Linked DNA regions of Mus musculus: region 2 is linked to region 1. A link is a loop called in an ENCODE intact Hi-C map of the cell type or tissue named here. Cell type or tissue: heart. All regions are shown on one strand. Each heading gives the region's core, and the rest is flanking DNA. Links, peaks and the distances in the headings are about the cores only.

Region 1 (12,920 bases), core at 4,594-12,593:
TTTACTAAGTCAGTTCTTTGACAAGTCCATACATGTAAACAATGCATCTGGATTCCCCTCTCCCTTGCCGTTCTTATCCCCCTTTTCAAACCCTGATCCGTTCTTCCTCTCCTCCTTCCCTACATTTTAGTTTGTGACCTGTGATGGTTTGTATATGCTCAGCCCAGGGAGTGGCACTATTAGGAGGTGTGGCCCTGTTGGAGTAGGTGTGTCACTGTGGGTGTGGGCTATTAGACCCTTGTCCTAACTGCCTGGAAGTCAGTATTCTGCTAGCAGCCTTCAGATGAAGATATAGAACTCTTAGCTCTGCCTGCACCATGCCTGTCTGGATGCTGCCATGCTCCCTCCTTGATGATAACGGACTGAACCTCCGAACATGTAAACCAGCCCCAATTGAATGTTGTCCTTTATAAGACATGCATTGGTCACGGTGTCTGTTCATAGCAGTGAAACCCTAACTAAGACATGACTTATCTAGCTTACCCAGAGCCCCGTGTGGAACCACAGAATTAGGACTACCCACTAAAGCCTGGTACAGTCCCCAGCAAGTACACAACTAAAGACAATGACTCCTCCTCTCCTTGAATCTATCAGTAGCAACAGGTCGATCAAGGACAAGTAGGGCTTCCTGAGTCATTCTCCATCCTGGCTGGCTGATAAAGTTTTGTTCTTATGCAGACCCGGTACATTCACCTGCACTTACTGAGAGTTCCTGAGTAGAATGGCTGTGTCATGCACAAGGGACTGAATTTCAAGATGTTGCTTCAAGGAATACTCCAGAACACACACCTGGATATGAGGTTACAGATGTGGACAGTCTCCAGGGACACTGCACTGAGTTTCACATGTTAAGTGACCCTTGGACATGAGCTGGATACACTAGAGGATGTCTTCTACTTGTGTTATAACAACAATTGCCCACTTTAAGTTAGGAGGAAAACCCTGAATTCTCTGGCAAGCAGTGGAAGGTAGAGTGAAAATTTGCCCCCTCCCATGGGATGATAGATTAGATAGATGTACCACCAAATTCCAGAAGAACCAGATCCTATCCACAGCATCCCAGAGAACACATCATTTCCAAAGACATCAAGAACACACTGGTAGAGATGTATTCTCGTCCCAGAATTTTTCTTTTGTGTAGGCCAGGGCTAAAGATGGAGATTCTGTGTCTTCAAGTTTCTATTGCTCTGATAAAGCACCATGATCAAAAGCAACCTGTGGAGGAAAGGGTTTATTTCATCTTACTCATTATACTGAGAAGTCTGGGCAGACACTTGAAGGCAGGAACTGATGAGAGTTCATGGAGGGGTGCTACTTACTGGCTTGTTCAGCTTTCTTTTTGTATCTTCCAGGACCTAGGGATGGTACCACAGTGAGCTGGGCCCTTCCACATCAATCACCAATCAAGAAAATGTCCTATTTTCTTTGTGTGAAGTTGACAAAAACCACCAACCATTCTGTTACAGAACTGGGCTAATAACCATGAGGATGACAAAACCCCCAGAAAAACCAATCACAGGGGGTGCTGCATAAATCTCAGGAGCCATATGTGAGGAATTATCATAATAAGCATCTGGGCTGTAGTCGCAGGCAGAGAATACACACAGAGCCACAGCAGCATTCCTAGAAAACAGCATCTCAGAACAGAAAAGATGGATGGCAAACAAGTGTTCTATTCAGTGTTGGCCAGATACTTCCCTCATGGTTGCCAGGCACTGAATATGGTCCCCAAAGAAAGATCAGGTCTCTAAGAAGGACTTCCTGTTTCCAGAGTAGGTGTTCGTGAGAATGACTTCTCTAGGTCATCCCTCAGTGATGGACTGTTACCTGGAAGTGTAGGAGAAATACACTCTTTTTCTCCCCAAGTTGCATTTTGGTCATAGTGTTTTATCACAGGCAGCATACATCCTAACTAAGACACTGGATATTTCATTATAATTGACATGTTTTGGTCATTGATATAAGCACAACATGGACTTGATCACTGGAATGAAAGCTTTGGCGGCTGTGAGAATCCTTTCCCCAAAACACTCCTTAATAAAAGTCTGGAATGAATTGATGAATGAACTGTGAACTTTCAGACTGTTCAGGGCTAAAAATACATAAGGTATGAAGCCATGAAGAGAAGTGAAGGAAACCTAACTATTACTAAGTAAAAGAAGCCAATCTGAAAAGGCTAAGTGCTTCATGATTTCAAGGATATAAACTTCTGCAAAAGGCAAAACGATGGGACAATGAAAAAACAAACAAAAAACAGTGATTTCCAGGAGTTGGGGGGATAAAAGGAGCAATAAACAGGCAGAGCACAGAGAACTCTGAGGACAGTGGAACTACAGTATTCTCTATGGCGTTATCACACTCAGTACATGTCTGTCTGCACTTGTCCAAACCCATAGGATATACACCAAGAGCAAGTCCTAATGGGAACTCTGGACTTTGGAGACCAATGATGTGTGAATGAATTCATTAATTATAACTAATACAAATTGTGGTGTGTGTGATTGGGGGGGGCGAAGTGTTAGGCAGCAGAGTGAATATGATTTTGCTGTGGTTCTAAAACTATTCTAAAAATAAAGCCTACTTTAAAATGACACATGAATAAAGCAAAGGAATGCCTGCCTCACTGGTAAGGAATTTTTCACATTAATAAAATGTTAATTTTCTAAGAATTCATGGTTAGGTATTCAAGTTGTAGAGAAGTCCCAAGTACATGCAACAACCACAAGGAGTCACAGACTATCATGCGACTCAAAATCAATCCAATGTCTTGGCATCGTTGTTTTAAATTTTCTTAAATTTCTACAAGAGAAATATTATCTTAAATATGGCTTAAGGTACATCAAGCATATTTGATAAGATGCATCCAATTTGAACCTGTAAAATTGTTAAATAAGCCATGAGAAGGATCAATTCCCAAGCTCTGAGCATTAATTTCCTGGATTCCTGGATTCTGTCATTCGGCACTGAGAATCCTGAAGGAAGGCAAGGAGGATTCAGGGTCAGACTGCAGAAGGAGCTTGAGTCCTGTTTCCCAGAGAAGAGTTTGAAAGGGGAACACTGGGAGGGACGGGCAGCTGCAGGGATCTGTGCTGGAGGTGGGGAGTGCGCTCAGAGAACTTGTTGGTCAATCAACTCCAGTATGGCATCACAAGGGCTCATGAAGAGTGTGTGCATGTGTGTTGAAAATGCAATTGATTGCACACGTGGGTATGCATGCATGCATGCGTGCGTGTGTGTGTGTGTGTGTGTGTGTGTGTGTGTGTGTGTGTGTGTGCGCGTGAGTGCTTCTCATTGCTATGATTTAACAGACATGTAACTGAGCTGGGGGAAGGATACTCTAGGCAGAATGGATGATGAGGGTATGAGGTTGAGGAAACAGAGAGAAAGGGGACGGAAGAAAGGAACCAGGATGGGGCTGGTGAGATGGCTCAGTGGGTAAGAGCACCCACCCGACTGCTCTTCCGAAGGTCCAGAGTTCAAATCCCAGCAACCACATGGTGGCTCACAACCATCCGTAACGAGATCTGACTCCCTCTTCTGGAGTGTCTGAAGACAGCTACAGTGTATTTACATAAAATAATAAATAAATCTTTAAAAAAAAAAAAGAAAGAAAGGAACCAGGATAAAATATAAGATGTACTTGCTCCAACCAGGCTGCTTCCTACATTTCACTACCTCTCAGTAATGTCATATCACAAATTCATTTAGACGATTCAGCCATTGATTAAATCAGAGGCTTCGTGACCTGACTGTCTCTAGAAACCTCACCTCACAGACACACACCTTACACCTTGCCCATGTTCAGTCAAGTGGGCACTCAAACTGTCACAGACAGGGATAACTCACTGGCAAGATGTGAATATGAACATGTGCTTTGGAGACCCCAGAGGTTACAAAAGGAAATTCATGTATTTATTCTTCTACCCCATCAGATGTGGCATCCTCATGTCACCTCTGCCACCTCTCTTCCTGTCACCTCTGACTCGGTGGCAGCCTCCTCAGTGAGCTATTCTTGCCCCAACTGCTTCAATACAGCCATTATTTTATCCTAAAAACAAACCTATAGGTAGGTTCTCTTCTCACTGTATGTAGCCTCCCCCAGCCTTGAAACAGGCTGATTCAGACTTTGCTGCCACTGAATATGAGGTCACCTGGGGTGTAGCCTTCAAACTTAGATGGCTATATTGTTATGTCAACTACCACTGCTCTTCTATGAGACTCTGCTACCTGCTGAGAGACATTCCGAAGACACATCATATCTTGCACTTCACTTCGCCTACAGGCTGGCTCCAGACACCAAGAATGGACTGGCTTCCCCCTTTATAAGCACAGTCTCTTAGTAAACTCGTGGGCCTTGATCAGAGAAAAATTGTCTTGGCTTCATCATTCTTTTCTTGCAGTCTAAGTCTCTTTCATCCCCAGCCTGCCTTCCAGAAATACCCGGTTCATGTAGACCACAGGCCGGCTTACAACAGATGAAGGTGTAACAGCATGAAATAACTGGCTAAATTTACATAAATAGCAGAGCTGAGTTCCCAACCCAGGACTTGACTTGGTACATATCACAAGGTGCTTTGTCTTTACCCACACATCCTAGAACATATGCACTCAACCCTTAATGCCATTAAGATATGCATACTGGGCTAAGAATGTTCCCCACATTTATGTCAACCTGGAATGTCACCTTTTTTGTAAACAGTCTTTTCAGTTGAAACCGTGTCAAGATGAGGTTCTGCTGGATTAAACGGTCCCTAAATTCAATATGACCAGTGTCTTTATAAGAAGGACATCTGCACATAGAGCATGTGGGAGAATGCTATATGAAAAGAGGTTGAGTTGTACGACACATCTCCAAGTCAAGGAATGGAAGAGTTGTCAGAAATCACTAAACCCAGGGAAAGTGGGAGAGAAAGGGGAGCTGGCAGACTCAATAACCTTGACCTTGGTTCTAGACCTCCAGCCTCCAGTACTATGAGAGAATGGGTTTCTGTTGAGTCTCACAGTAATTTGTTGTGACATCACAGAAATTTAATATGGTACTTTTGTTCCCCTGGTGGGGTGTTTTGAATGAAAATGACCCCCATAAGCTCATAGGGAGTGGTGTTATGAGGAGGTGTGGCTTTACTGGAGTGGGTGTGGTCTTGTTAGAAGAAGTATGTCTCTAGGGATGGGCTTTGAGGTTTCAGTTGTAGAACTCTCAGCTACCTCTCCAGCTCCAAGCCTGCCTGCATGCTGCCAGGCTTCCTGTCATGCTGATAATGGACTAAACCTCTGAACTACAAGCCAGCCCCAATAAGAGTTGCCAAGGTCATGGCGTCTCATCACAATAGATATCCCAAATAAGATACCTGGATACCCTTAGCTCACAAGATCTTTGTGCCTGATGTTCACTTGCTTCCTAGTACAAGCAGGCAAGAATGATCATTAGAATTAGAACCTATTTCTTTTGGTTTCCAAAATGACTGAAGACCAACAGCTCTTTAGGAGTTCCCTAGGACTCCAGAACCAGATTGGGACAGTTGAGACATCCAGTCTCATGGATTGGACAGCTCTGATCAGAAGTCACACTGATTATTTTTTGAGCAAAACTCTCTGCCCATCTATTCCTTAGCTGGAATATTCCGCACATCTGCCTCATTATTTCCAACACCTATCATTTAAGAAAATTCTGCATTCATCTCTGTCAGTAGCCTTAGGCCTGTCCCGAACACTGGGGAGAAGAGACACAGAGAGCAAAATGTTCAGAGGAACAGAAAGAAAATCTGGGGGGAAAAATTACAGATACAAGGAACAAAATAGTAGGGACATTAAAGAGAATTTAGCCAGAGAAAGTAAAGATAGAGCGAGCTATAATATCTGATTTCAATTCCAGTTTCTCAGTTTCTTAGGAATGTGTTACCTAACAGCATGGCATCTATGCATGGTTTATTTTAAGACCTGTTTGATAATGTATTTGTACAGAAATCATTTCAGGTAACTAAAATGCACTTTTGTATTAAAATGGTATTCTTTACTAGCTTAATGATAGGGTTCTGCACAATGAGTATTATTTTTAAGTAACTTCGTGCAGTTGTCCTTCAGTATACATGAGGTATTAATTAGTTCTATATTCCACCACAGATACATCCACACATGCTCAATGCTTGAGCATTTCACACTTAAATGAAATCAAACAGTATTTGCATGTAAATTCTACACATTCCCTTCTAAGTCACCTTGAGATTGCTTATAATATCCACAATGATGATAATACTGTGTGGATAGTTACTGTGCTATGTTGTTTAGGGAATAATGACAATGAAGAAATCCTGTATATATTCAATACACATTTTTTCTTTGCTCAAATATCTTTTATTCTATAATTGATTGAATCTATGAGTATGAAATCCTCGAAGAAGGTCAACCAACTGTAAAATAGTATTTAATTTTTTTTTCTTCTTTTTAAGATGTGCTTGGCAGTGACTGAGTCTACACAGAAGTTAGGGGGAGATAAAGTATATCAGAACATTTGGCTGTTGTCGCTATTCAGGATACTTGGGGAAGCTAAGAATCTGATAGGAATGAACATGGCCTTTGCTGAGAAAGTATTAGTCAAGAACTTGGGAGATGGCTCAATCTGTAAAGTGCTTGCTCTGCATGTATAAGGATCTGAGTTTGATCCCTAGAACCTATATAAATGAACCAGGCATGGTGTCATGCACTTGCAATCCCAATGCCGCTCTGGGAAGATAGAGCAGGGATCCCTGGGGCTCACTGGCCAGCCAGACTAGCCTAAGTTCAAATCCCCAGACAAGACAAAGTGGATGGAAAAGCACCTTTGACATCTGTGTTCATGGGTACACATAATCAAAAGTGTGAGTACACACACATACACACACACTCCAAAAGAAATCTCTCTTTCCCCTTCCCCCACTTCTATCTTTTTCTACTAGGGATCAAACCCAAGGCCTCACGCACAGGCAGGTGTTCTATCAGTGAGCAATAAACCCCAACCAATATTGTAAAAAATAAACCTACAGGGGGAAAAAGACACATTGTAATAAATAATATCCTTTATTATATGCATACCAGTGCTGTTCTGTAGGAATGTAACATGAGTCACATTCACCATTTTGGATTTTCCTTTAAAAATAAACATACTAGGTAAGACAGATTTCCATGTTTTATTTTAGCTAGTCAACCCAGAATATTATGGTTTTTAATATGTAAGAATACAAAGCATATTAGATCTCAACTTGAACACAAAGTCTTCATCAGAAGTGTTTGATCTATATTTAGATGTTGTAGTCTTTAGAACCCAAAGGATATGTGTATGCCTTTTAAATCACATTTATTCAGTGAGTGTGTATGTGTGTGTGTGTGTGCATGTGTGTGTTTTAAGGGACAACTTAAGGAGTCAGTACTCTTTTCTACTATGCAGATCCTGAGAGTCAAACTCAGTCAGTCAGACTTGGTGGCCTGAGCCTTTACTAACTGAACCCTCTCAAGAGCTCCTCTACCCAAGTTTTTCAAATATACTTACAGTTTTTCTACTAACAGAACTAGCTGTCTGTTCAAAAGCAAAATTAAGTACAACTTAGAGCTCAGTTTCTCACTCACAGCAGCCACAGTTCAAGCAGACATCAGTCAAATGTGGCCAGCGCTGCCATACTGGACAGAACAGAGGAAGTTTTCCGTCATGGCAGAATGTTCTATTAGCCATGCAGGTCTATTAGCAGGCAGGGTCCTGTGGACTCATGAAAGGCCCCTTGGAAGCTAGAACTCTTTAGATCACACCAGCCTCCTGGTTTCCAATTAGTAAGTCTAAAAACCATTGACACTGTTTCCTAAGGAGAAAATGAGCTCTCCTGCTAAGATAAAGACATTCCCGTTTTTCTCCTTACATGAATAAAGACGAGTCTTGAATCCTCACCCTAGAATATCCCTGAGTGAACTGTCAGTATCACCTGGACAATGAGATCTCCATGAGATGCTATCGAAACAGCTAGCAGCTTGAAGCTTCACGACTGTGCCTGTCTATAAAGAGCAAACACTGACGTCTAGATCCAACATTGGCTTTTACAAATAATCCAAGCCTCCCAGTGAACCTCCTGGCTATGCCTCTCCCTTACTAGTCCTTATTCATTGCAGCTTCCACAAGAACCAAGGTTCTGGAGGGCAGATGTAGAACTGCAGTGAACTTCCCTACCCTTCCTCTGTGCTCTACTATTTAAGGAACCCTCCCCTGCCCCTGGTGTGTGTGTGTGTGTGTGTGTGTGTGTGTGTGTGTGTGTGTGTGTGTGTGTGTGTGTTGGAGATCGTGCATGCATATAAGATCCTCCTACTTGATTCCAATTTTGCTTCTTATATAGTCTGGGCAGTGAATATTCACATCCTGACTTCATGTTGACAAACTTTCTCCCACCCCTAATCACTCCCATATGACACTTTAACACACAAATAAGAAGAAAGCCAAAACTGCTTCTTGGGAATAAAAACATGCATAATACCCCCATTTCTGCATATTCCATACTGCACTCTCCAGAATTAGCTGCCCACTGAAATTTACCTTTTGTCGAACACCTGCTCATTGAAGTTAGCTAAAAACATAGTCCCTCCCCTTCCTCCCTTGTCTCAGGTTATGAGAGGTCAATTTCCTGGAGTTGATGCTTGCCAGAAAAGCTGACCTCAGCAATAACCAGACATTTTAATTTTAATCAACACAAAAGTGTTGAACTGAACACCTCACGGCTCTACATAAAGAAGGTAAGATGTGCAGAACCAGGACACCAGAACAGGCTGCTCTTTGGAACACGGGGTCACCCAGGCTCCACCTGTTTGGGGCCCACATACCCCAAAAAACACCCACATGCCCTGAAAAACAGGGCAAAAGGGAAAGATGGACATTGAAACGCAAAAGCCTGCTTGCCGCCTTCTAGTGTGCCACCTTGTGGTTAATAAGACTATTCCTTTCTCCATCTGTTTCTCCGTTCATACTTCAGGCGGGAGGACTGTGTAAATAGAGAATTCCAGTATCTTGGATTGCCATCTTCCTGCTTTAAACAAATAAAACAAACTGAAATTCCTTACATGGTTTCTCATCCACTAGATTCAGTAACAAATGGATTTGTTGTCTTTTACTTAACAGTGCCTAACTACATTTGTTAAACTCTAGCCCTCGCAGCCACACTACCAGATGGTTATCTGCATCCTGGTATAGATCAGGAAACTGAGGCTCAAGGAAGTGAAATGTTCTCAAGGCCACACATCTATTAAGAGGCATTCAGGATTTTAACCCTTGTACTACATACATTACCTTCATAGGATGCTTTGCTACTGATTTTTTTCGCTGTAAACTTCTGGTATGCCTAGGCTAAGTCTAAGAACGACACGCCATAAGCAATTGTTTGCTTCAAGTTCTCAAGACGCTAATCAAGACCCTGATGTGACCGATAAAGACCAATAAAGACACATCTGCCTGTAGGGCAGCAATCTGGAATCGCTGCTGGGGCTCACAATCTCGGTTTTCAAACTGGGAGTTTATCAGCTCCCTACAGCTTCGTTCCCCATTGCTCCGCCCCTGAGTTTGACAGGGTAAATGAGTGGCCCGCCCGGAAGACTAGGAGGTTGTGCTCTACCTCACAAAGAGAAATTGGTTCCCAAAGAACATAGACCAGTCAGTCCCAGGCGAGGGTCACAGAGCTTGTCCTATGGATAACAGCAGGGTCCGAACACACAGAGAAAAGCAAGCAGGCCCAGATTGAACTGGTCCTCCGACTCTGTCCTTGGCTCCGCCTCCACCACGCCCACACTCCCGCACACCCACACCCACACCCACACCATCACACCCGCCTCATTTCACACCACGTTTCCACAGACACCCTCTATCTTCACAAGGTCCTTCTCTGACCCGGCCGGCACGGATTGTAGCTCCCGTCAGGCTCTATGTCTTGCTCGCCCTTACCTTCCCCACTCTGCCCCTACCCGTCTGCCCGGCTAGTTTCGATCCCCTCCCTCTGATTCCAGAGCCGGTCTTCGCCCCGCCTGCCGTCGGGTTCCAGACCTTGCCCCGCCCCTCCTCTGGCTCTAGACTCCGCCTTTGCCCCGCCCTCAGGCTCCTGGGCCCTCCCTCTCTCCTCCATCCTCAGATTCCAGCCTTCACTCAGATTGCAGGCCCCGCCCTCTCCCGCCTTTCCTCAGATTGCAGACCCCGCCCTCTCCCGCCCGTCCTCTGATTGCAGACCCCGCCCTTCGCCAAGCCGGCAGTGACGTGACCCGCCCTACAGCCGCGGGATTCAAACTCCCGGAAGCGGTGTCCTGGTTGATAAGTGGTCTGCGGCGGCGACGCGAGCGCTGTGTTTGTCTCAGGTAGTGAGTGGTCCCGGCCTCGGCCGGGGAGGGAGGGGAGGACAGCCGGGGCTCGTTAGCCCCTGGGCAGGACTAGACCTCCCGGGAGGAGCGCTGGTGAGCAGATCACGCCGCAGGACTCCGTCTCCCCTGGCTGGAATCGCTGGAACACATGCTGGCTCCCTGAGAGACCCCGCGCTGCGTTCCTGTCGACCGCCGGCCCGCAGGCCATCCTTTCGGCTCCTTTGAACTTGGCGGTATTATCACTTTCTTAACAGAGAGGTTACCGCGAGGCCAGTGACCTGAGCCAGGTCTCTCAGGTCTCCAGTGCGGTCAGCCTTTGCTTAGCAAGCGCTTCTCTTTGCAGTTTTTTATTTTCCTGCCTCTTTCCTGACCCCTCGTAGATTTGGGAGATTTACTGAACGGAAATGCTTCTTTAGACTCCTGACCAGAATGACTTAGGTCCCTTCAGTCGAGTCAGAGATTTCCAAGCAGCTGCCTTTAAGCTCTTGTATGCCCCCCCCCCCAAAAAAAAATCAAAACACAGTTCTTTTGAACAGTTGTTGATTGAAAAAGAAAATGTTGTGAGCAGATAGTACTGACTGCTAGCTTGTGTATGTATGGTGAGTTCTGTGTCCCATATTAAATTTAAGAGAGCACATCCTGAAGGAGATTCCACTAGGACTGGGTAGGGACGTTCCCGAGTAGAAGAACTTTAAAAAAAAAAAAAAAAGAACTTTATGATCGATTGGAATAGAAAATACTGGGAAAGGAAAGACTAGGTGAGAGCAGGATTGAGATGAGGAGGAGTGTGTGCTGGGTCAGCCTAGACAAGAGTCAAGAACACTAAGTTTTTAGGAATCCTCTCCAAAAGTTAGGATGCAAATGTCCTGAGGGTATTTTCAAACTGTTAAGTCCTCCTTCTGACGTCAGCAGAAGCCCAGGGAGAAACGTTTGTGGTAGCAGGTTCCTAAAACACGTTAACTGTGCATTTGCCTCGGCAGATTGTACTAGCAATTTTACTTGGTATTTGTCAAGATAGTGGGCAAAACCAGGTTGAATGCATTAATACAGATTTCGTTCAAGTTTGTTTATGCAGTTCTATTATTTTTAGGCTGATTTTATACAGGACAACCTCACACTCACCGCCCTAAGTAGATTTTCTTGTAGTGGTAGCTTTTATGACTATTAGTATTAATTACAGTTTAAGAATATGTGAATCTCCTTTTCTTTTGTTGTATTGCTGTTGCCTGCTACACTGTTCTGAAAGCTTCCTAGCATCCGAGACTCTATGTTGTTTCTTCTTCTTTCTGTTGCTTTAGCCAGCTTATATCCAGTCCCGATTAGGTTACCTGGTAAAAAGGCTTTGTAGTAATAGTCTGTGATTTGTTTAAACAGTTTTGTGCAGCTAGGCTGCCTTCAGTCTATGCAAATGAGGCTGGCCGTGAACTCCTGCCCATCCTGCCTCTACTTCCTGAGTGCTAGGATTATTAGCCTGTATCACCATAGCTTTGTAGTAACAGTTGAATGAAGGAAGGTCTTATCTTCCTTTCAATTCCATGATCACCTTGCCTTCATTTTTATCTCAGGACATATGAGAAAAATGGTTTTATTAAATCTCTTAATGGAGAGCTATTTTTTACATTATTTATATATACAGTGTATTTTACTACACATCTGCCTGCCTAGAGTTTGTATTCTACATTTGCTTCTAAACTCTCATCTAGTACTATTAGCAGATGTGAAACTTGGCCTAACTTCATTTGCCCATTCATTTCTTTCACCCCCCCCCAATCTCTGAGAATTACACCTCTTTTTCTATAAATGTCTTGTGTTGGATTTTCTCACTTCTTCCTGCCATACGCTCTAAAACGAATAAGATAGAGTTCTGTAGCCTCCCCCAGCCTTGAAGCAGGCTGATTCAGACTTTGCTGCCACTGAATATGAGGTCACCTGGGGTGTAGCCTTCGACTTAGATGGCTATATTATGTCAACTACAGATGCTCTTCTCTGAGACTCTGCTACCTGCTGAGAGAACCTTGAGACATCCCGGAGACACATCCTATCCTGCATGTCGCCTACTTGTCTTGGCTTCATCATTCTTTTCTCAAAGTCTAAGTCTCTTTCAGCCCCACCCTGCCTTCCAGAAATACCCGGTTCATGTAGGCCTCGGGCGACTTACATCAGAGTTCAACTACACATACCTTCTAAAGCAGAGAGCACACGTTGAGTTCATGACTATAAACTCAGAATTAGAGTTTTTATTCTTGAGTATGATATCACCTTGAAAGTGGAAGGCCTGGGGACCCTTCCACTGATTGTAAACCAAAACTTTCTGTTAATTTACAGGTGCCTGTAAACCTATAACCTGGGAGGCTGAAGCAGGAGGCCTGTGAGTTCGGTGCCACCCAAGTTACGTAGTGAGTTCCAGACTCTCCTGGGCTGCCTTGAGAGATCTGTTCGCAAATATCAGCAAAAACAAGTATGCAAATTATATTTCTAGAAGGTAGATATTTCCCTTGTATCTACCACCTAAGAGTTTTAGATTCATAATAACACCCTAAAAAGCTTACTCAATTTTCTTTCCGGACCCC
Region 2 (12,920 bases), core at 1,997-9,996, 170 kb after region 1:
TCTCTAACATCCCGAGTAGCGGTGCATGACAGTCTAACTCACAGCTCAAGTCTTCAGTCATACCCGAGGAACAGAGCAACAGCACACATAGAGATGGCACTCAGACACACTTAATTTTAAAACAGAAGTTTTGCAGAAAATTTAAAGTAGTCAAGAGCCAGGTAGGAAGGGGATGAATTAAAATGATATTCAAGAAGACGAGAACAGTAAAGGGAAGTGAGCAAGCCTGACAAGAACAGGTGGGAACCCTTTTAAGTTCCTGGACTTTAAAGTCTATTAATAGACCACAACTAGTATTTATTTCATTATTTTTACCTCTAGTTTTTCCTATATATTAGCAAAAGAGAATTACACCTGAAAATTCAAATCGTAAATTTCTATATCAATAACTACTAACCTGTAAAAATAAAACTAGTCTACTTAACTTGACAAGATTTTGATTTTTAAAAGTCAGAAAACATGGATAACAAGCAAAATATTCTATTAGTTATGAAAATAGGACTATAAAAAGGATACAGCATCCATAGCTATGAGATGAAACCTTCTATTTCTTGCTTCTTCCCTGTTTAAAAAAGAAGTTTAGGTAAATTCAAATGCCCATATTTTATTAACATAATGAAACCCACAGGTTATGAGATTATAAAAGAGCTTAACGCAAAGGCTGTCCGTCATAGCACCAAAGCGCCACACCTGTCGAGCAAGTCTGCGGCGACTTGTTTATGGGCCACCTTTCCATGCCTTTCTTTTTGAAACGGTTTTGTAAGCAGCAACTCATCTTCGACTGTCCTGGTGTAGTAAAAAAAAAAAGTGTTAAAAGTTAATTTTTCTTGAAGGATGCTGTCTAACTCTTCCCATGTTTGTGACAGCTCGACAGGTATTCTGCCAGTGACCTCTGCCTCAGCTGTCTTAGGAAGGCAGAGCCTTGCTGGAAGAAGTGGATCACTGCAGATGGATTGACATTTTATAACCCGGCCTCACTTTATATCTGCTCTCGGCCTCCTGACTGTAGACACAATGTGACCAGCTACTTCATGCCCCTGCCTCCATAGGAACCCCTTCTCACTGTACCCCTTCTTAAATCTTGACCAAAAGCAAATCTTTCAGTTTCTTCTTGTCGGGTAACAGGCTCACAACTAGAAAAGTAACTAACATGAAATAAGGACTTAACTTTAAAATGGGTCTCTGATCTTTAATGAAACATTTTGCTTCTTCATTTTATTTACTACTTATAAAATGGAAAAGATAAGAGAAAATGGCTAGTTCTTAGCAGCAGGTTCCTAGCTCAGTTCCTGACTTGATCATTTACCACCCTAAGTTATTTACCTCTAAAGGAGAGATAATGAAGATTTAACAGGTAAAAAATATGGAAAGGAAAGTTTGACTATAGAGGACACTGACCACAGACAAACAGCCTTACTGATATGGATACATAGAACCCTAGACCACAGTACCCAACTAAATCTGCTCAAATTCTATTCATAAATCATTTCTTTTGAGGGAGGATCCTCACTAGCCCAAGATAGCCCGGAAATCACTACACAAGCAAGGATAAACCTGAATTCCTGATGCTCCTTAATCTGCCTCTAAAGGGCATGTGTCACTTTTCTTTGTTTTACACAGCACTGGGGACTGAACCTGGGCGTCCTATATCCTAGGCAAGCATTCCACTAACTTAGTTACACCCCCCCCCCCCAGACCAGAAAGCAATGTTTCTTAATGAAAATCTAAAAAAAAAAAAACAACACAGGGCTGGAGAGATGGCTCAGTGGTTAAGGGCACTGATTGCTCTTCCAGAGGTTCTGAGTCCAATTTCCAGCAACTACATAGTGGCTCACAACAATCTGTAATAGGATCCAATGCCCTCTTCTGGTGTGTCTGAAGACAGTTACAGTGTACTCATATAAACAACATAAGTAAATCTTTTAAAAGAAAGAAAGAAAGGAAGGAAGGAAGGAAGGAAGGAAGGAAGGAAGGAAGGAAGAAAAAAAGAAAGAAAGAAAGAAAGAAATCTAAAAAACATACATTGCTATAATTATTACTATTCTTCTGTTATTGATAAAGACTGCCGATTTTATAAAATGTTCATTCCTAGTTAGTGATAACACATCAGTCTCACTATGGGATAATAAACCAACTTCTCTAAGTCCTGCTACTACGAATCAAGCCCTCCTGTTACTACATACCATGACATTTCAAAGCACTGAAAGCTAAGGACAATGGCCCTAAACACAGCAATTTTGTGAAGATGTAGCCTCCAGCTGGACATGCAGTTCATACCTGGAACCCCAGCACTTTCAAAGCTAAACCAAGAAGACTGTGTCTTAGGACAGCCTGGGCTATATAGGGAATTCCAGGATAGCCTGAACTAAATAATAAAACTGTCTCAGGAAACAAAAATGACAACAACAACAAAAATGTGTCCTCTTTGTGAAGCCCAGGCTTTGTATGCTAGAGGATCTTGGTCTTGCCAACTCTGACCTGCTCATTCAAGTCAACATTACAACTGTTCTGAATTACAATTCATCCTCCACGAGCACCTCACTGGGAAGACAAACAGCAACCAAGCCTCCTTTAAGCTGTGACATTTGCAGACACACAGTCTTAACAAATGAAAAAGCAAACAACAAAAAACAAAACAAAACAAAAAAAAAAAACATGCAATAGAGAAATCTTTCCTTTTCCCTCTATCCCTTTCAATAAACTCCTTCACAACAAAACTTCATTTTCCCCACAACTACCTCCAAACTGAAATCCATTTATTACAGTGCAATGAATAAACCCTCACTTGCTACAGCAGTTGTTTCCATATGCAAAGTCAATCCAAACCCTTTCCAGGATTTAGTTATACTTCATGTCCGTCTAGAAACAGTGTGAACTATGGATCAACAGACTTACTTCTTCCTCTTTTTGCTGGAGCCTCCGCCTTGCTCATCGTCACTAAAATCAGAGTCATAGCCTCCATGCCCATGCATCTGCAAAGGAGTGCGAGGTCAGCCGTGCGGACCCGAGCTGCCAAATACTCAGGAAACACAAGACTGAGAGTTAAGTGATCTTAAACAGCCACAAGCTTTACAAGTCATGCTGGGCAGATCATGGTCTCTGGTCTACGCAGCCACCTAACACTTTAATCCCTTTGAAATAAGAAGAATAAGGACATTAGTCACTGGCCTTCCAGTGAAACCTAAGCCTGGATATTGCAAAGCGACTCCATGCAAGGGACAACAGTGCATCACTTTTATTTGTGCCACACACCCCACACCCCCTAGAGATGTTTCAGCCACAGACAGACCACTGGAGGAAAATACAAATTATTGCTTAGTACTTCAACTATACCTTCTACATTGTAGCTATGCCTAACTGTGCAAATACCATTACACTTATCTACAGTAATAATTGCAACAACATGCTATATACGTTCATAGTCTAGAAAGATACTAGTTTGGGGGCTGTCTGTAGTAGAGGTGTTTGATGGCTGTACCATTGTAGAAGCATACTCTCTGCTGTTTGAACAATGAAGGAGCTGCAGAAATGTATTTAAGTGTCTCTCTTATTAAGCACTGGGTGACTATATTATTACTTTGTCATAGACACAGTGATAAGCACTTTTATAAAGCTTATGATTTTTCAAGTTAAAAATAAGTACTTGCATTTTAGGAATGAAAATGTAGTTAAACTAATCTACTTGATTCTTAAGGCCCCAGTTTCAACAATCTCTTGGGAATATTAGGCACAACTTGCCAGAATTAGTGTTTGTAAACAGTACATTATCAACTGATTAAATTTTTTTTCCTTAATTTTTAAGCATGAGTTTTAGCTGAGGTCTCCTTAAGCTAAGTTTCCTTACCCCTAGGCTTAGTCAGTCTTATTATTTTCCGATGGATAGTCTTGGAATTGCTGAAAAGCTTCAGCTGTCAGTTGTGCCTGAAAAGGCATCTGACTCCAGCATTACACAGAGTTTGGAACACACATGAGCAAGGGTACAGATGATTTTACTACTGTATATCATCAATAGTCAACTCCTGCAGCTGAAAGGAGCCAGTCCAGGTCAAGTGATAATATTTTTCAGCTTTGGTATTTGTGTCAGTAAGTGTACAGAATTCGTAACACACATTAATAGGGGTAAAGGTGGGTTGCAATCTTTATTGCTGAAAGGACCCAGTCCAGGTAAAGAGACATTAACTTTAGCATCTGTGTTGGCAAGTACAGCTAGGATAGCCAGTGTCTGCGTTCTTGACTACCTTCTGTTTGTCATTCTGTTAAATAAGGTAGCTATGTCAAATCATTAAATTCTGTGAGTCTCTGCAACTCCATTTTCAAACTTGGGCGTGTGAGTATATACCTCTCTTCCTTATCCCACCAAATGCTAAAGAGAAGGCAACAGCCAAGCTTTGGAGACATAGGTTTGCAAGCCACAGTTCTTCCTGACCGACAGCTATCATTGCCTTATACACCTAGACGTCACACCTTTTAGCAGATCTCATCAAGGCTGTTCAAATTCTACTACCCTCTAATCCATCCTCACGTGCTTCATATATTGATGGTGGAAAACCGCAGTGTGGAGCCTGGAGCAGTTGCAGAATCTAAGGTCTGGCTGGCACAGACGCGTCTCCTACTTCCCCACTTATGTAAAGGTTAACATAGAGGTTATGTAAAGAAGCCCAAACCTCAAGCTTACATAGTTTGGGGACGGTACCTAGTACAGGAAGACCTGAAACTAGTAGAACCTGGAACTAGTAGATCATCTTGACCCCTCATTCCAGACACCTCTTCTCTGCTCCGACGCCACATTTCTTTTTATCTCGGGCAGCTTCATCCATCCCTTGAGCTATCTTAACCCAGTAGCTTCACTAAAAAGCTCTCACTCAAATCATGCTATCAACTGACTGGAATTAAGAAAATCTCGAGAATAGGGCATCTGCTGCCTCCCGAATCTGTCAAAATAAAAATGAGACTCAACTACTAAGAACCAGTTTCAAAGTCCTCTCTGAGATCAAACACGCCCACGGCCCTCCTTACACACCCCTTCCCTTCCGCTCTTCTCTGTCTGGCAAGTTCGCCCCCAAGAGTCCTGACAGCTGCAGCGACGAGCCACGGCCTCAGCGAGCCGCTGCAGGTCCGCGCCGGTCCTCCAGAGCCACGCAGCGCCGCCGCCCGCGCCACTGTCACCGCACGCTGCACGCCTGGCCCTACGGGTACCGGCTGGGAACCGCTTCCGGCCCGGCTCAGAGGCGTGTCACATCGATAAGACACCGTTCTCCGGCGCGCCGACTCTGTGCTGCAGCCAGAATGGCTCGGGGGTAAACAAAGACGGCGGAAGAAAAGGCCCGGAAGAGGAAGCAGAGGCTCCCTGCTTTGGTCCCTCATTTTTCCTTTGGGCCATCTCCTTTTTCCTCTAGGGAATCCAATATGTAGTACAATGTGGCACTGCCCAGCCCACGTCCTTCATTGGAAAATGTATATTGCTATAGAGAAAAACCCCGCCTGTCACCTGCGGTCCTCTCTCTAGTAACCTTAGTAACGCCTCCACCGAGCATCCTCGCCCAGCCAGCAGCTCAGCCTCAGATCTGCCTTATCACCCCCTCTTTTTCCCCTACGAAAACAGTGCTCATAATTAGAACAGAAATAGCTTCCCCGCGTTCCGCCACCCACACAATAGATACTGTTCCAAAGGCAGTGCTGGCGGCTGAAGAGATCGAGTTGGCAAGGAAAAGAAGAAATGGGGAATGAAAAAGATTTCACAGGGTCGCAGATTCTACGCCAATAAGCAACCTAGCACACGCAGAAAGGGCATCCAATATAAAATTTAAGGAAAAAAAAAAAAAAAAAAAACACCTCAGGCAGCCAGAATTAAATTATTTTAAGCTCCACTGGGTTGTTCCTGCATTGTGTTTGCCCTACACCGTGACGTCCCATTCCTCTTTCCACTGGGTACAGATCTTGCTTCTCTTCAATACCAGCAGTTATTCATCTCGCACTCCGCAGCCAACACTGTGCCTTTGAAATCACAGGAGCTACTAAAACATTTGCTGAACAGAACTGGCATGCTTCTCACTTTTACAGCGGGTCCATGTTAAGGAAGAACTCTGAATCTTAATACACGTTCATTTTAAATCTTTTATCCTAACCAGTAGATAACAATATCCCTGTCAATCAGTTCAAGACTTTTTTTATTCCTGGCAGCAAATCATAGATACACCCTGATTTACATAGAGCAGCGATTGCAATCTTGTTAATTACAAAATTATAAATTTATGCATTTCAAGGTGCATTTGAATTATACTACAATAAAAATGTTTCCTTTAAAAATGTAAATAGGAAACCTCATAATTTAATATTATTAAAGTATTGAGTTAATTTGTCAAGCAGTCAATTTTTATAGATATCTAAAAACCAAATACTTTGTCCTTTTATCACTAATAAGAACTCCTGTAGCCTAAATGAAACTCTTGTATACCAATATTTGACATGCATTAGCATTTTTGTTCCTTTTTAAAAAACATCTTTTATCTATTAACTTCTTTTTAGTTTTCCAACAACCCTGTGCTGCTGTTGTAGGCCCTGCATTTAAATTTTTTAAAGATGTTGCTTCTGTGTCATATGTGTGTGCCTGCTTCTCCATGTCACATTACACATGGAGGACAGAAGACGGTGTGGTAAGCCCTGGAACAAGCGTGACAGAGTGGTGTGGGTACTGGGAGCCGAACCCTGGCCCTGGGAAAGAGCAGCAAGCCTCTCCACAGCTTTGCCAGCTATGGGGGTTTGAAGGAGAATGGGCCCCATAGATTCAGATGCTTGACTGCTTGCTCCTCATTTATTGAAACTCAAAGCCCAGAGGCCCAGTGAATGGATGGATGGATAGACAGACAGACAGACAGATAGATATGACGTGTGTGTGTGTGTGTGTGTGTGTGTGTGTGTGTGTGTATCCAGTTATATATATGTATCCGTACCCCTATCCTATAACTTGTGGATCAGGATGTGTGCTCCCAGCTACTGGTCCAGCATCATGCCTGCCTGCTACCAAGCTTGCTAACCATGATGGCCATGAACTCACCCTCCAAAACTGTAAGCAGGCCTCCAATTAAATGTTGTCTTTTATAAGTTGCTTTGCTCGTGGTGTCTCCTCACAGCAATAGAATCGTAACACACCATCTCTTCAACACATGCTTTGCTTTACGCATAAGAGAGATATGCACAGACCTTGACCCCACAGGTCCATGAGGGTTTGGAGCTCGGCAGCACTTTCCTTTTATACAATTCAGCTCCTACCTCTCAGTTCATGATTCTACGGGGAGTAGCTGCTGCATTGATGTGTGTTTCTATTTTCCATTCATTCAAAGGTTTCCATTTTTTGCTTTGAGGTCAGCAGCTACTGGAGACATTAAATACAAAGTATATGCTATAGATAGATAACATAATCTGAATTTGAATCAACACAGGACAGAAAACTTACCTGATGAAAAACTCTCAAGTAAGCGATTACAATTCAATATTAAAAGACACAAACACCCATTAAGAACATGCTTTGGGTGGATCAGTCATTGGAATTACAAACATGTAAAAATCACTTCTTTATCTCAGAGACAAATCAGTTTAAAAGACAGAGCATATAAAATAGTAAAATCAATGTATTCTATCATATACCATAAGTATATGGCATATGGAAACCTATGGGTTCCAGGCTTTAAGATATGTTATCGATAATTACAAAAAAATGCAATAATATATTGATGCTCAAAGCAACAAAATGCTATGGTGGCATTAGATAAGGGCCAGAGATGGATGGCGATGGCCATAAAATATCAAGCCATGCTTTCAATACATGTTCTGTTATCCTTTAGGTCTGAACACACTTTATTTTCCCAAAATGATCACATGAATATTTTTTCATTAAGGTTGATACAACATTAATATTTCTCCATGGTAACCTGATATCTGCATCTCTGCCCCAGCTGTCAAGGCTCTACAGAAATAATGCTGAGAGGCTTCGAAGCTGCATGTGACAGATGATGCAGCTTCTGCCTGACCCTTTCTGTCTTCTTGATGGTAAATAGTAGTACAGACAGACCCAAGCCATCTTCACTGAGTCCGACCCACACTGCAGATTTATGCAAATTAAATGCTGCTTCAAGCAACAAACTCTTGGGGTGGTTTGGTCTATGCTGTAAATTGAGATCCCAGAAAACCAAAAAACAACTGCCCATGTTAATCATTCTACAAGGTCAATTGACTGATTACAATTTCAATTTATGGTAAGTCAAAATGTTGCAGATCCAATGTCAAACATCTTGGGCTATCTTTAACCCTTTAAATAACCATTTATTACCCGACTGTGTGTGATCTAAGATTCTTGCAAAGATTAGATAAGTCCTTTTGGAAAGGACAAAGATCTACCTTTCCCAACCCTTGGTGAAAAATGTTATCAGATGGCATCTAAGGCCTATAACAGATTCCCCAACTTGGCTATAACCCACCTACCTCATGTTTTCATCTGTATTAGTCAGGGTTCTCTTGAGAAACTATATATGTGTGTGTGTGTGTGTGTGTGTGTGTGTGTGTGTGTGTGTGTGTATGTGTGTATATATATACACACACACACATACATATACATATACACATCCATATACATATATATGGATTCCTGAAAGTTAGTGGAGCAATTAGACTAACTACCTGTAAGAGCCAAGAGTTGCACTGTCTCAAACTAAAGGTGGAAGGCTCCTAAGGACCAACATCTGGGGTGTCCTCTGACTGCTGCATACATGCTGACATGCCCACAGGTTCATACCCACAAAAGTACACATATGTAAATATTGTTAAACAAGACAAAGTACTATCATTCATATTTTACAGACAAGAAAGAAGATTTAGAGAAATTAACTTTCCCAAAGTCATGAGCATGTAAATGGTCCCAAATACATTTGACTCTGAGTTCAGGGTTTCTGTTTAATATTTCTACTGCCTTTCAATAGGCCGATGGCAGTTGTGATATTTGGGCAAATTGGGAGCTATTTTTTTTAAGGAGAAAAGTAACCAAATAACTTGAGAAAGAGTTTAGTAAAATGTGGTAACGGCTTTAGAAGGAATCAGACTTGAGCTATAATTTAAATGTAGATATTAAATGTTAAAGGATGTGGGAAGGGGGATAATAATCAAGACAGTGTACTTTCAGGAAAAGACTTGAGGTAGAAATAGCTATGACTTGTTTAGAGGAACATGAGGGGGTGACTTCACTGAGAGTAGAATTTAAAGGAGTAGTGAAGGTAAGGCCACAGAGAGAACTTGAGGCCGATTTGGAATGTTCTTGAATACTAAATTTTGGCATTTGGTTAGTGATAAAGGAGAGTTATAAAATAGAGGTGTCAATATGGATGGACAAGAGTGTGAGAATCCGCTCAGATGTTGCATTTAAAGGGTTCAGCTTTGAAAAGGAGACATTGTGCGCAGTGCTTTGGTAGTATATTATCCCTTTAATAGACTGGCTGGAGGCAGGAGGGACAGTAGGGAGTTCATCAGAACAGATGGCAGGCAGTGGGAAATGAGAGAAATGGTTTAATAGCTGAAGGAATACATGGTAGAAGTTGTGGCTAATTAAGTATAAAGGATGAGGGAATGGAGAAAAATGAAAGATGTTTCTAAAGCTGGAAAGATTGAAGGATTGTAAGCATCCCTGTGGAAGACAAGAGGATTACTTAAAACAAAAACAAAACACTTTCTTGGAGAAGTAATAAGTTTGCTTTGGAGGGAATTTGAAACTTTAGCAAATCACACAAAAAGATTAAAATACCTCTTCTGTAAAAAAAAAACCTTTAATATTTGTATACTTAAGTTAAGACATTCTCTACCTCTTTGTTCTTTCCTAAAGATTTTTAAATTCATTTTTATTTTAGATGCATGAGTTTATTTGCCTGCATGTATATCAAATGCATGCAGTGACCATGGAGGCCAGAAGGGGGCGGCAGAACTCTTGGCACTGGAGTTACAGACAGTTGGGATCTGCCATGTGAGTGCTGGGAACCAAACCCAGATTCACAGCTAGAGCACTCTATGCTCTTTACCACTGAGCCGACTCTTCAGCTTGTCTTTTTTCTTTTTCTTTTTCTTTTTTTTTTTAATTAGCTCTTCTTTCTAGCTCTCTCCTAACAACATAATATCATCACTGTCCCCCCCCCCCCCCATCAAAAGCTTCTCCAACGTCAGAGTCAACTAGAATTTCCCTGAAGTCATGTTCCTGCCACTCACAAGCTAGAGAACTCTGGGCAAATTATTTCCTTACCTATAAAATAGGATAATACAAGTATCTATATTACTGTGACTGATTAAGTTTAAGATGAAGTGATTCCTGAGCAATGATGACTTATTCTTAGTGACTATAATAAATGCTACTTGCAAAAAGAATCAAATACCAACGGAATAAGTTCAACTATTAACTACTTCTCAAGTATCCCAAGACCAATACACATATAGTCCTGTGGTTAACAGCATAGGATTAAATATGGTCTGGCTAATAAATAGTTCCGAGTCAACAGAATAGAATAATATTGTGTGAGAAGTTTTCTGGGAAAACATGATACTCATCCCTGCTATTCATTCCAGATAAGGGATCAATGACAGACCAAAGGAACAATACCATCAAAGTCCAACTCAGAGAACTATTAACAGAGTTTATCAGAGTCACTTACAGGAGCATGGCGAGGGTTACTTACAGGAGCACAGACAACCCACAGGCACTGCATCTAAAAAAGCTTACCCAGTATGAGTGATAACTCATGAAAACAAGCACCCTGAAGCTCTCTGCACAACTTACAGGCAGCTCAGGAGGTGAGAGTTCCCTCTTCTTAGCAGTAACAACCTTAAGGAGAGAGAGACCTTGAGAGCCTGGTAAGTTTCAGGGACTTCTTGAGACTTGGGAGTTGTTTACTGCCTGAATCTTAACAAGCCTTTCTTTGGAACTTACAGAGACTTGGGAGTTCCTCTCCAGGATGCAATATTTTAATTTGGAGGAAATTGGGGTTGAGAGATGGCTCAGTGGTTAAGAATACATATATACTGCCCTTACAATAGACCTGAGTTCAGTTCCCAGCACCCACATCAGGCTACAGTAATCTGCCGGTAACCACAGTTCCAAGGGTTCCAGTGCCCCCCTCTGGTCTCCTCCCACACCTGCTACCACATGTACATAATTATATACATAATCAAGAAGAAAATAAACCTTTAAAAGTAAGTAGAAATTGTTCAGTTTGAGAGTGATTGCTGCACAACATATGGTTTAAAAAGTGCGGCTTGATCCCTACCTTACACCACACACAAGTCAGTTCTAAATAAAACAGAAAAACATCTTGATGGTATTTTTAAATATTTTTCTCTTAGAGCCAGAAGGACTCAAATAGAGTGCATAAGAAGGCATAAATAAGTTAAGACTTCTGTTTCCTTTTGGTATAGCATTGGAAATGTAAATGAGCTAAATACCTAATAAAAATGGAAAAAAAAAAGACTTCTGTTTCATTTAGAAGATTTTATTAAGAAAATGAAAAGTTAAGTTACAGGGTGGAGAAAAAGAGATGTATATATTCAAATAAATGCATGCATACACACACAACGTTTATATGAGTGTGTATACATAGCTAATACATTAAAAAACATATTTTAATACCATTATACTAGGGTATACAAAGATGCCAGAGAGGCTAAAAGCACTTGCTGATTATGCAGAATTCAGGTTTGATTCCCAGCACCCACATGTCAGATCACAAACGTCTGTAACTCCACGTCTCAGAGATCTAGTGCCATCTCTTGCCTCTGTGGGCACTTCATATATGTGATATACAGACATGCATGCATGCAGGAAAAACTCTGTACAAATAAAAATTTTAAACATCTGAAAGCATTGAAAGAATGTATTACACTAAAAGTCGACTCTCGGTAGGAAAAAAAAAAAAATGGCAAAAGGTTTGAAGGATCCATCCACAGAAGACACCAAAAGCCAATGCAGATGCAGCAAGGCACCTACATTTACTGTTATTGGACAAACACAGGCTGTGAACACAGAGCACATGATTGCACACCGGAGGGGATAAAGGAGAAGACAGCTGATCCCGTGGTGGTGAAGATGTGCTCTGACCTTAACTTGTGCACGCTGGTGCTGAGGCTTGGGAAGGGCGCTGAGTAACACCGACTAATGCTAAACACGCATATCAATGTCTCATCTGTTTGATTCTTTAACAGCAAGTGTTCATAGTCACAGAAAGACCTGAACTAGAATATTTATAGCAAATCTATTCCTAAGGAAGAAAGCTAGAAGCAATCCAAGTTAAAGTACTTGGAGAGTTTGGTTTAAGTACACAGTAGACTACTATACATTAGATAGATAGATAGATAGATAGATAGATAGATAGATAGATAGATAGATAGATAGATAAAAACCACCTTGAACAAACTATAACTAAACACCACAATGTGGATCAAGAGCAAAAGCAAACAAATGTGATGCCCATGTGAAGAATGCATATGCCAATTAACTACATTTAGTCCTTCCACGTTGTAAGTATATATCTCAAAGCAATATGCTGTGAGAGTAAGTAGATATAAATTTTATGCAGCAATTTGTAAAAACAAAAAACAAAAAGCAAAAAACAAAAAAAAACACAAACAAACAAACAAACAAAAAATGAATGTCCCAATCCTGCTGTAAGTTATTGGTGGGTTCTAAGGAACAAAACTAGAAAGGGAAGAAGACGTGAGGAGAGAGCTCTGGGAATGGGAATGGTCTAACCTGGTGTTCATGGTGTGAGTGGCTCTTTTACAGCTATGATTTATATACTTTCATATATATGTGTTGTAGCTGGTGAAGACTAATTATTAAATTATTAATTAAACGTTAATTTAATCGAAAGGTTTATTATTGAATTATTAATTAGAAC

What was found. Peaks named below come from ENCODE experiments on the same cell type or tissue, not always from the same donor. Only the 100,000 strongest peaks of a DNase experiment are listed, where the experiment ranks them.
Region 2: a loop joins it to region 1, with 2.3 times the contacts of the local background. A loop is called at or near these places in 3 of 42 quality-filtered maps.

The regions. Positions count from the first base shown.
Region 1 is chr19:38,044,735-38,057,654 of GRCm38, forward strand. It overlaps Cep55 (centrosomal protein 55), which reads left to right and starts at 10,307. Exons shown (of 10, transcript NM_001164362.2): 1 at 10,307-10,583; 2 at 12,676-12,832. In heart, for the core only: a CTCF peak has its summit at 8,930 (motif pointing left); a DNase peak (open chromatin) is centred at 10,127; H3K4me3 peaks cover 2,758 bases; H3K27ac peaks cover 1,921 bases.
Region 2 is chr19:38,218,942-38,231,861 of GRCm38, forward strand. Fra10ac1 (FRA10AC1 homolog (human)) reads right to left here and starts at 5,211. Exons shown (of 14, transcript NM_001081075.2): 1 at 5,021-5,211; 2 at 2,896-2,972; 3 at 691-786; 4 at 517-562. The coding sequence starts at 2,972. In heart, for the core only: CTCF peaks have their summits at 5,116 and 9,951 (motif pointing right); a DNase peak (open chromatin) is centred at 5,190; H3K4me3 peaks cover 2,167 bases; H3K27ac peaks cover 1,567 bases.